Regions from separate parts of the Homo sapiens genome. Here region 1 is linked to region 2. Evidence: chromatin contacts called from ENCODE Hi-C or POLR2A ChIA-PET data. All regions are on one chromosome and are shown on one strand. Each heading gives the region's core, a stretch centred on a gene start or an enhancer-like site at or near the end of the contact. The rest is flanking DNA. Distances are from core to core; before and after follow the strand shown. Region 1 holds the start of LNCRI (lncRNA radiation induced regulator of PLK1 and RAD51). Region 2 has its middle 32 kb from the start of ELFN1.

Evidence for each region. A loop is a pair of places that touch in the nucleus more often than their neighbours do. ChIA-PET counts read pairs that join two places held with the same protein, here RNA polymerase II (POLR2A).
Region 1: a loop to region 2 is called in a map of HepG2, with 1.8 times the contacts of the local background. The contact joins the promoter of LNCRI here to the enhancer-like site in region 2. A Hi-C loop is called at or near these places in 4 of 168 maps with a recorded cell type or tissue (HepG2, K562, endothelial cell of hepatic sinusoid and 1 more). POLR2A ChIA-PET finds 5 or more read pairs at or near these places in 4 of 52 experiments (MCF 10A, OCI-LY7, activated T-cell and 1 more).

Annotation. Positions count from the first base shown.
Region 1 is chr7:1,692,760-1,698,269 of GRCh38, forward strand. It overlaps LNCRI (lncRNA radiation induced regulator of PLK1 and RAD51), which reads right to left and starts at 1,591. Exons shown (of 4, transcript XR_007060188.1): 1 at 1,501-1,591; 2 at 15-1,326. All of the region lies in intron 2 of ELFN1 (extracellular leucine rich repeat and fibronectin type III domain containing 1), which reads left to right.
Region 2 is chr7:1,635,495-1,641,581 of GRCh38, forward strand. No RefSeq gene overlaps it. Among named protein-coding and RNA genes, the nearest start is that of ELFN1, 32 kb to the right of the region's middle. Within about 2 kb of position 3,002, at least 2 of the 41 ENCODE cell types and tissues checked have a DNase peak (open chromatin) inside an H3K27ac peak, as active enhancers do.

The DNA.
Region 1 (5,510 bases), core at 341-2,840, 56 kb after region 2:
CTAGGGTCAGTTACCTTACGTCTCTGAGCTTCTATTAATATTTCCTTCATCGGAAACTACGGACGTTTCTTTAATTCCTAGGTCTGAGGACTGTGGAATCAAAGGAGAGAAAGTGAAAGAACGCCCAGTGGGGGCCACATCAGCTTCCGCCTCTATGTACCCTGCAGGGAACGGCAGGGACCTCACAAGGCAGGCCTGGGCCTGCGCCACGCTCTGCCATGTGCTGGCCGGGCTGTTACTCTCTCAGCCTCAGTTTTGTTGTCTGTAAAATGGGCGCAGGTCAGCCTCTCCCTGTGAACAAGGCTGTGAGGATTCAGCCCCAGCTGGGCTGGCCCGTCCTTCACCCTCCTTAAGGGGTGCAGGCCCCCAGGAAGTGACTGCCCATGCAGACCCCTAGTGACCAGATGCTGGGTTCCGCTGGGGTCCTGGTAGTGGGCAGTGCAGGCCCTGGAGATGTTCATGGCCGCGTGGACACCTTAAGAGTCCAGCAGACGTGGGGTTAGGAAGAGAGGATGTACTGGCTGGGGAAAGGAACGCCCATCGGGGCAGCCTCAGAAAGTGCCCGATTCCAAGAGTCTGGGCAGGCGTGGGCTTGGACTGCCCAGTGTGCCTGGACAGCCGTGTACACACACTGGTGTGCCTGAGTAGGTATGTGCACATATGTGTACACATAGGTGACATGGGCTTAGACTGCCTGGTGCACCCAGACAGGTGCGTGCCGCAGGGACAGAGTATACGATGTGTGGTGTGGGGCGTGACCCACTTCCTGGTGCAAGAACACATACACGCCTGTGGACGTAGCCTTGCTGGGTGTGTGCACATCTGCAGAGGGGTCGGTGTACACCGCTGTGTGAACACCTCCGGCGGTGCCCAGTCCGTGTGAACACATGCAGGTGAGCACAGACACATGCGTGCATGCCCTCTGTGTGTCTACAGACAGCTGTGTGCGCCACACTCACCCTCCCGCTCGTCCCCATGGCAACCCCAGAGCAGGTGTCTGGGAGACCCTGATCAGTGCTGACAGACACGGGGTGCGGGACACGTGGGATGGGCCTCCCCAGGGACGGCTGGGCCAATCGGGGTTCCTGGGCAGAGGCTCCAGCAGGAGTGAGAGTGCTTCCTCCTCCCCAGTCCATGCCACCTCCTCCTGCGTGCCGGCAAGGTGGGCAGCACTCGGGAAGCCCCCGTCTGGCTGTGATTCTTGCAGGGCGATTGGAGCAATACAGCCCTGTCTGGCCTGTCCGTGCACCGACGCTTAGAGCTGAACAGCCTTCAGGGCCACAGACTCAGCAGGGAGCGCCCAGTCTGTGGTCCTGGTCTCACTTCCTAGAAAGAGAAACCGAGGCTTGAAGCAGCTCCAGCCAGGGTTCCCCAGCCAGCCCCGGCAGACCCAGGCCCCTCACACTCCACCATGCCCACCTCCATCTGGAAGGAGGCAGGGAGCCCCCAGGTCCCAGGCTTGGGAGGCCGGTGCCGGGCAGGGCTGGGGAATGCCATCACCTTAAACCCACACTGGCCTCCCTGCGGGTGGTTTTCCTGCCTCCCTTTGCCGTTTTGCTGGTTATCAAAGACCTTTGCTGCGAGACCCAGGCCGGCCCAGCCCAGCGCCTCCCATCCTCCTGTGAAGTCATCCGCTCAGTTGGCAGGGTTCCCATGGCAACGGCAGTGATGTCACAAAGAGCTGGAGGAGGATGGCTGGAGGGAGGAGTGGGGTGAGGCTCCGGGAGGGGATTCCTGGCTTCTCCCAGGCCTTCTAGAAAGATAGAGCTCTGGTCCATCAGTCACTCAATAGGCCGGAGCTTATGCCCCTAGAAGCAGATCCCAGGGGTACCCCCCACCTCCCTGAGACAGGAAACCATCTCCTTGAAGGAGTCAGCTCCCCCAGCACCCAGACGCCCACCTGCCCAGGTGCAGAGGCCCTTGCAGGAGCGAGGGTATGAGACAGGAGGCCCTGACACCAAGACGTCACTGTCACCATGCCTGGCCCGCACAGCGGTCCTTTGCCAAACTTAGACTGACTCTGAGGGCTGCTGGCTGCACACCCTCCAGGGTGCATTCGAGACCACCTGTCAGCTGCCCTGCACTTGAGTTTCTTGATCTCCACTGCTATTAATAGTTTAATTCCAGAACCAAAGAAACTGTCTGTTCCACAGAAGTGGGGGACTCTGAGAGTCTCCCTGACCCTGGCTGCCAACAGCAGCCTGTGCCCAGCTGGGACAAATTCCAGCTCCCTGCCCTCCCTGTTGAGTGCTGCAGAGGGGCGTCGGGCGTCGTGCACATGTGCCCATCCCCCTCACTTTGAGTTACGCTGCAGACGGCTCCGGATGCACGTGGCTGTGCCAGGCAGCAGACGTGGCCGACAGGCACATGGTGGGACCTGCTCTGTGGCTCCAGAGCTCATGCGCAGCCCGCTGGGGCTGTGAGGGTTCTGTCCATCCACCAGGAAGGCCACCAGGACCCTGCTCCTGCCTGAGAACCCCAGGAAGTAGTAGCGTGCCAGGTGCGTGGCCGGCCTCCCAGCCCTTCCCAGCACCAGCTGCGTCCTCCTCCTCCAGGGCTGCAGCTCAGGGCTCAGGTGTCCGCGTCGAGGGCACTCCCTAAAGGGCAGGAGCAGGACCATTGGCACAAGCCTGGGCGAGTCTCGCTGGGAGGCAGGAGCAGACTCAGCCCGCCAAGCCCATGAACCCCACTTTGAAAACTGTGCAGCCGTGCGCGGCCACTCACACCTGTAATTCCAGCACTTTGGGAGGCTGAGGCGGGCAGATCACCTGAGGCCAGGAGTTCAAGACAAGCCTGGCCAACATGGAGAAACCCCGTCTCTACTAAAAAATACAAAAATTAGCCGGGCGTTGTGGTGGACACCTGTAATCCCAGTTACTTGGGAGGCTGAGGCAGGGAGAATTGTTTGAACCCAGGAGGTGGAGGTTGCAGTGAGCCGAGATCGCGCCACTGCACTGCAGCCTGGGTGACAGAGCGAGACTCCGTGTCAAAAAAAAAAAAAAAAAAAAAAAAACCGTGCTGGTTTGGTTTCACTGACTCCCATTCATTTATTCACAAACATTTACTCAGCAAATCTTGTTGGGCCCGCCAGGCCCTAGGGTTACCAGACAAAGTCTGTTTCCTCCTGGAGTGTGCATTTATTAAATACCTACTGTATGCCGAGCCCCAGGCTGGTTTAGATGTGGGGGCACAGCAGTGAGCAGGGCAGACCTGACTCCTGCCTGCCTTTGTCGGCCCCGGCTCTCATAACAAAAGCGGGACACTGGAGTCTAGACAGCAGCACACATTGTCTCCCCGCCCTGAGACTGGAAGTCTGGGATCGGGTGCCAGCGGGGTTGGTTCTAGGAGGGCCAGTGTCCTGGTTTGCAGATGGCTACCTTCTCACCGTGTCCTCCCAAGACAGAGAGAGAGAGAGAGTGTGTGTGTGTGTGTGTGCGTGTGTATGTGAGAGAGAGAGGGAGAAAGAAAGAGACAGAGGGAGAGAGAGAGAAAGAGGGTGAGAGGGAGAGAAAGAGATGGAGAGAGAGAGAGAGAGAGGGAGAGAGAAAGAGGGAGGGAGAGATGGAGAGAGAGAGGGAAAGAGAGACAGGGAGAGAGAGGGCATGCAGATGCCCTGGTGTCTTTCTTTCTTTCTTTTTTTTTTTTTTTTCCAGAGATGGTCTCCCTCTGTCACCCGGGCTGGAGTGCAGTGACACAATCACAGATCACTGCAGCCTCCACCTCCTGGGCTCAAGCCATCCTCCCACCTCAGGTTCCATAGTAGCTGGGACCACAGGTGCGTGCCACCACACCCATGCACTAACTATTGTTTAAAACTTTTTTCTGTGGAGATGGAGTTTCGCTATGTTGCCCAGGCTAGTCTTGAACTCCTGGCTCAATCAGTCCTCCTGCCTCAGCCTCCCAAAGTGTTGAGATTACTCGTGTGAGCCACGGTGCCCAGCCTGGCATCCTTCCTTGTAAAGGCTCTAATCCCATCGTGGGCCCCACCCTCATGACCTCGGCTAACTCCGATCACCTCCCAGAGAACCCGCTGCCTCCTCTCATCAGCCGGGGGCCAGGGCTTCATCCCAGGGATGCTGGGCACACTTCAGCCCACGGCACTGCCCTTAAGGAGCTGAGGGTCCGGTGGGATGACTCGAGCAAAGGAAGGCATTAGGAAAACAACGAGGGCCACAGGAAATGACCACGAGCAATGCACTAGCAGGGACTGCTCGTCCCCTTTCAGTGGGGCAGGCTGGGAGGCTTCTCAGAGGAGGTGACTCGCCCAGGCTGGGGTCCAAGGCCCAGCGCCCCTCACTGGCTTTGTGACCTTGGAGAAGCTGCTACCCTGTTTGATCTGGGCTTCGCGGCAGGGGTGAGATAGCCTAGAGGTAGTGCTGGAGATGAGGATGGCAACTTGTGCCTCCCCAGGCAGGGCAGAGAGGAGCCCCCCACCCCTCCAGGCAGGAGAGAGGCCAGGTCTAGAGGGGAAAGGGGAGGGTCTCACGCCCATATTCCCATCCATGGACACGCACAGGGCCTGAGACCCCTGCTCGGCTGCCGCAGAGTGTGGGACTCAGAGAGGAACAGTCGCGCCCCTGCCCCCTCCTCCACGGGGATATCTGGGCTGCTGGAGGGGCCTGTGCAGGGAGGAGCCGGTGCTGGGAGCACCCTGGGGCCTGCACTCCCTGCTCTGTGGGTAGGACTGAGCACCGCTGGGTTGACCCTGCCTGCCAGGTCCCGGCACAGCCGAGGCCAGCCCGGTGTATAGCACGTGTTTAGGGTCTGGGTTCCCAGCTTCCCACTGGCCTTGTCTTAGCCTGTCTTCTCGTCCACGCACCCAGGGGTACAATTGGGAAAATCGGTATTTGCCAAATTTGCAACAACTGCTGTGTGATCTGAGACCCTTCTCTAGGGCGGTGTCCACTTCCTGCCCCCACCCCTCCTCCTTCCGGGACTTTATCTCTGTTTTTCACCCTGATCAGGGCTGCCTGCCCGTGAACACATCAAGGCATGTGTCACCTGAACAGATTTTTAAAAATTGTTTAATCGTAATTTATTTGAGAGACAGGGTCTCTCTCTTTCGCCCAGGCTGGAGTGCAGTGGTGCAATCATGGCTCACGGCAGCCTTGAACTCCTGACTTCAAGTGATCCTCCCGCCTCAGCCTCCAGGTGTGGGAAGAAAGGAGAGACAGACAGGGCAGTGGGGCTGGGGCCAGGCCTGGGCTTCCCGCAGAGCCGGCCGGCGGGCGGGCGCTGACTAAGGCAGCAGGCTTGGAGAAGACATCAGACTTTCTTTTCTCTTTCTAATAAATATTTCCAAATGTGCCTGACACAACAGTTACCATCTCTCCTGGCCTTCTTCATCTCTCTAGGTATCCTTTTTTTCATAGGATGCCTACATTTGAACATCTAGCCAAATTTTTAGCCGATTAGATTCCAAGGGAACCTCAGCCTTCATTTCAGGCAAACAAGCAAATTTCAAGCCTCATTTTCTACTTCTAATAAGCACTTATCAAATTTACAGCTCT
Region 2 (6,087 bases), core at 1,752-4,251:
TTAGGTAGTGGCTTAGCTGGGTGGTTCTGGCCCAAGGACTCTTATGAGGTTGCAGTCAGGAGCAGCTAGACAAGGCTGCATTTATCTGAAGGCTTGACTGGGGCAGGAGGCTCCCTTCCAAGATGGCACCTGCACAGGGCTGTTGGCTGGAGGCCTCAGCTCTTCACCCTGTGGCCCTCTCCATAGGCTGCTTAGGTTTCCTTGTGCCCTGATGACTGGTTTTCCCAGTGTGAGAAATCCGTAGAGCAAGAAAGAAGTGCATTGTTTTTGTGGCCTAGTCTCAGAAGCCACACACTGTTTCTCCCAGGATATCCTATTATTGCATAGGTCTGCCCTATTCAAAATGGGAAGAGACTATACAAGGGCATAAACACCAGGAGGGGAGGATCCATCATTGGAGGCCCTCTTAGAGGCTGGCTGTCCGAGTTTATGAAATGTTTTCTGGATTTTGAAGTACTTTGGAGTTTGCACAGAACTTTATTATCTTACAACTGATTTTTTACATGAATTATCTCACTAACCCCTGAGATATTCCCTTATTTCCTTTGAAGGGACTGGGATGGGGCTTTGCGAGTCATCGTGCCTTTTGTTGTGCCTTTACCTGGGTTTCCAGACTTTGTGGGGCCCAGGAAGTCACCCTGGAGGTGAGGCCCAGCTCCAGGCCCCAGAGATGAGGCCAGAGTGAAGAACGAAAGGGTCCGTGAGTCGGCCCTGGGTCAGAGAGAAGCAGAGCAGGCCAAGGGCCTGAAAACACAGCAGAGTTCATATGGAGGGTTGGGCCCAGGCTGAGGCATCCACCTGGGAGGCCAGGTCTCTGTGTGTCCCCTCAGAGTGTTTGTTTGCCAGACTCACGGTCACTAAGGTTTTCTCCATGAAAATGCAAGCTACGGCTGGGCACGGTGGCTCATGCCTGTAATCCCAGCACTTTGGGAGGCCGGGGCGGGTGGATCATGAGGTCAGGAGATCGAGACCATCCTGGCTAACACGGTGAAACCCCATCTCTACTAAAAATACGAAAAATTAGCTGGGCGTGGTGGCGGGCACCTGTAGTCCCAGCTACTCGGGAGGCTGAGGCAGGAGAATGGCGCGAACCCGGGAGGTAGAGCTTGCAGTGAGCCGAGATCATGCCACTGCACTCCAGTCTGGGTGACAGAGTGAGACTCTGTCTAAAAAAAAAAAAAAAAAAAAAGAAAAAGAAAATGCAAGCTACAGACTGGGAGAAAATATTTGAAAACATTTACCTGACAAAGGACTTGTATTTAAAATACAAGGATGTTTTAAACTTAATAATGAGAGACTAACAACCAATTTTTAAAATGGGTTAAAGAGGGCCAGGCAAGGTGGCTCATGCCTAATTCCAGCACTTTAGGAGGCTGAGGTGGGAGGATCACTTGAGCCCAGGAGATTGAGACCAGCCTGGCCAACATAGTGAGACCCTATCTCTACAAAAAATTAGCTGGGCATGGTGGCATGTGCCTATAGTCCCAGCTGCTTAGGAGGCTGAGGCAGGAGGATTGCTTGAGCCCAGGGGTTCCAGACTGCAGTGAGCTGTGATTGCACCACTGTGCTCCAGCTTGGGTCACAGAGGATGACCCTGTCTCAAAAAAATAAAATAAAATAAAATGGAGCCAAATATTTAAACAGACACTTCTGTAAAGAAGATACACAGGTTTTCAAATAAGTCAGTTTAAGTGGGGAAAAAAAGACATGCAAGCACATGAAAAGACTGAACATTATTAATCATTCAGGAATGAAAAATAAAACCACAATGAGATACCACTTCACACCTACTAGAGTGGCTGAAATGAAGAAGACTGACCTCAGCAAGTGTTGATGAGGACATGGAGCACCTGGAACTCTATGCTGAGTGCTGATGCTGAGAATGCAAGATGGTGCGGCCACGCTGGGGAAGTTTGGCAATTATTAGAGAGTTAAATGTGCACCTACCATAAGAAGCAGCCACTCCACTCCCAGGCACTCACCCAAGAGAGATGAAATCATCTGTTCACACAGAGACAGATATAAGCATACCTGGCAGCTCTATTTGCATATGGCTAGAACACAGTACCCACTTCTCTGGAGTGTTGGGAGGATTTATTAATTAATTTTTTGAATTTGAAAATAGAAGGTCAGGCATGGTGACTCACACCTGTAATCCCAGCACTTTGGGAGGCCAAGGTGGGTGGATCACTTGAGCCCAGAAGTTTGAGACCAGCCTAGGAAAATAACATGGTGAAACCCCATCTTTATAAAAAAATACAAAAATTTGGTGCTGAGTGAGGTTGTGCACATGTGTAGTCCCAGCTCTTGGGTGGCTGAGGCAGGAGGATCGCTTGAACTCAGGAGGCGGAGGTTGCAGTGAGCCGACGTCACGCCACTGCCCTCCAGTCTGGGCAACAGAGCAAGACCCTGTCTAAAATGCCCAGGCTGGTCTCGAACTCCTGGGCTCAAGCAATCCTCCCGCCTCAGACCCCCAAAGTGCTGGGACTACAAGCATAAGCCCCCATGCCCAGCTGGGAGGATAAATTTAGTTGGTGGATGTCAATTCTGTGGCACAGCATGGCAGGCAGGAAGGACTAAGTAACTGCGCCATTATTTTTATGCCTTCCTGTGTTGCTTTCATCCCACTCAACGGATTCAGCTTGCAGATGGGGAAACTGAGGCCAAGAGAGAGGCAGGGTATTTGCAGGATTTGGTCACCAGGTCAGAGTCCAAGCTGGACCCAGCAGGCAGGCCCTGGCCTGTGGACAGCATGTTCCCATTCCTTCCTCCACACTAGCAGAGCCAACACCCTGCTACTGAACCTCCCTCTCAGTTATGGGAGCGGCTGTCTCCAAGCTTCCCTATTAGCTGGCTTAGGGCAGCATTAATTGGGCAGAACCGGGAGTGAATACTCCTCCTGGAACCACCCAGCTAATAAGCTCACCATTGAAGTGTGATGGGAGTACCGCCGGGGAGCCCGTGCTGGGCTGGAGTAATTTAATCCGAGAAGAGAGAGTCATGAGATGCCAGGCCCATCAGCCCTGACGGCGCTGAGAGGAGGGAGGGAGGGAGGAGGCAGGGCTTTGAGCTTCTGCTTTGAAAACCTGAGCCCTGAATTTCCGAGTGAGGACAGGAAGCCAACAGCCTCGCTCCAGTTGCGGATAAAGGAGCCAGAGAGAGTCCTGGTCTTGCCTCATCCCAAAGCCACTGGGGCTGCGGGCTGGGGGAGGGTGATGGGCAGGGCTGGGGAGGGACAGGGGCAGGGTTGGTGTCCAGGTGCGGGTGTCTCTTCACACAGGCTTCCTTGTTTTCTCATTTTTATTTTATATATGTTTTTAAGAAACAGGGCCTTATTCTGTTGCCCAGGCAGGAGTGCAGTGGCCAATTCTAGCTCACTGCAGCCTCACCCTCGGGCTCAAGAGATCCTCCCGCTTCAGCTTCCGCAGTAGCTGGAACTACAGGTGCCAGCACACCCAGCTAATTTTCATATTTTTTTGTAAAGATAGGGTCTCCCTATGTTGCCCAGGCTGGTCTCAAACTCCTGGGCTCAAGCAATCCTCCCACCTTGGCCTCCCAAAGTGCTGGGACGACAGGTGTGAGCCACCGCCACCACCCCCCACATCCGGTGCTTTGGATTATCTGTTGCTATTTAACAAACCTTCCCAAACTCAGTTTCATAAAACAACAGTTCTTGATTCTGCTCAGGAATCCTCCATCTGTGCAGGGCCGGGCAGGGAGGCCTCGTCTGCTCCTCAACACGGTGCAGGGCAGCTCAACGGGGACTAAAGGACCCTTATTCAAGATGGAGCACCTGCTGGACTGGCAGTTTGGTGCCATCTGTGGGTCTCTCCCTGGGGCCCTGGCATCCTCAGAACAGGCTATGTGGGTGCCCACAGCAGGTGTCCCAAGACAGCCACCCAGGTGGGAATGGTATTGTCTTTTGTGACCTCGCTAGGGGATGTCGGTGGGGTCCCCAGGCCTTCTTCTGGGGGATCCAAGAGGCGCCCCTGTATCCCTCAGCTGAGCCCTTCAGCATCAGACCAGCCCAGCCCCGGACAAATTCTCCAAGTTAACAAGTTCAGGGCCGATGATTAAGTAGACTCACAAAGTTGATGAAAAAATCGGGATATAAATAAATATTCCTGGAGATATTCCACCCCCTGCAGGCATGAACTTTGAATAATTGGAGAGAATTATGCTGAGGACTAATCAAAACTTTTTTTTTTCCTTTTGCTAATTACCTCTGGGTTTCATCAGTGTCAGAGTCTAATCAACTCCAGACATCTTAATTGACCCTCGGGAAATGTTAGAAATGGTGAGGGCTTTGGTGTCGTAGGGAAGGGGGGCTGGGAGCTGAGAGGAGCCGGGGGTCCTGGGTCCAGAGCCACCCTGGTCTGGGGTGGGGACTGGTACATGGGTGAGGGGGGGCCTGGTTCTCGGGAGGCCTCTGATCAAGACGGATGTCGCCCTTGCCTGGGCCGCAGCTCAGCTTCCTCCCGGGCTCCCCAGCCCCACGGCTTCAGTCTCATCATCGCCTGGGCTGGAGTTTATCCGGTGAGATGGATGAGGCCAGGAAGGGGTCTGGCACCCAGCAGGGCCGGGGGGAAGCTCCAGATTCTCAGCCAGGAGATTCTTTTTTTTTTTTTTTTTCTGAGACAGGGTCTCCAGTGCAGTGGTGGCGTCACAGCTCACTGCAACCTCACCCTCCAGGGCTTGAGCGATCCTCCCACCTCAGCCTCCCGAGTGGCTGGGACTTCAGGTGCGCCACCACACCCAGCTAAGTTTTGCATTTTTGGGGTAGAGAAAGGGTTTCTCCATGACGTCCAGGCTGGTCTCTAACTCCTGGGCTGCAGTGATCTGCCTGCCTCGGCCTGCCAAAGTGCTGGAATTACTGGTTTGATCAGCCAGGGGCCTCTTGGTGTCTCCAAGTAGAAGGAGGGTTTGGTTTCTTCTCCTGATGGGAATCATTTGCATATGATACAAAATTTCTCTTCCAAAATGTAACTCCAGCAAAGACAGGCCCTGCCTTGGAGCCACTGGCGTTGGAAGCACCGTTTCCTGCCGTGTCTCGGAAGGGGGCGCTGTGGCACGTGGCAGCAGAGCCAGCGCGCTGCAGCCCTCTCTGAGCCCCGGGTGGTCCACCCCTCGGCCCCTGCTGGGGTGGATCACCCACCCCTGTTCTTGGGCATTTTGAAGGCTCAGGAAAGCCTTTGACCAAATTCAGAGGCAAAACTCATTCACCTGGAAATCCGCCCCAATAACCTCTGCTCAGGAAGCCAAATGCCCAAACTAGACCCCTCAGCTTCAAACATCCCCAACCCCAGCCCCCACGCCCAGCAGCCCCAGACCCCATGATGCCAGGAGCCACCACCAGCAGGCCCAGGCTGCCCCCCTCAGTGGGGAGCTGCACCCCAGACTGGGTCAGCCTCCCACCGCTGCAGCTCGGAGCTCCCTGGTCCCCCCAGCCTTGCCCCAGGCCCGTGCTGGCCCATGCACGTGCACTCTGCAGCTTCAGCGGGCCTGGCCTCCCCTCCACCTCCTCTCTTCCCAGCGAGTTACTCTAGCCCTTCTCCAAGCTGGCTACCACCTCGCCTTTCTCCCCCAGCCCACCTCTCCCCTCCATGCCCCACCTGCCCACTGGTCCCCCTCCACTCTCAGCCGAGCTCCTGACGGTGCCCACAAACCCCACCCAGACCTACGCCTTCCCCAGTCTTCCCCTATCTAAGGTCATCAGACAGACACAGAGCTGGGAGCCCTCCCTGCACCCCCTTTGGCCCCACAGAGGGTCCCCAGCTCCGTCCTCTCCCTGCCCCATCTGTCCTCACACTCAGGTACCCTTCCTGGCTCAGAACAGCCGGCTGTTCCCCAGGGTCCCGAGCCCTCACCCTGCCTGCCCCCTGCCCCATGTGTGGCCTTCCATCTGTCCACCCAGCCAGCTCGCCCGGCTGCAGGGTGTTGGCACTTGGTGTCCTTCAGCTGGGGTTCCTCACAGCGTCGCTGCTTCTCACCACCCAGGTCTCGGCTCAAAATCCCTCTCCTGGGAGAGGCCATTCCGGAACCCCAGGTTCAAGCACAGTGCTACCCCCTTCTCCCGCCCCCCAGCTC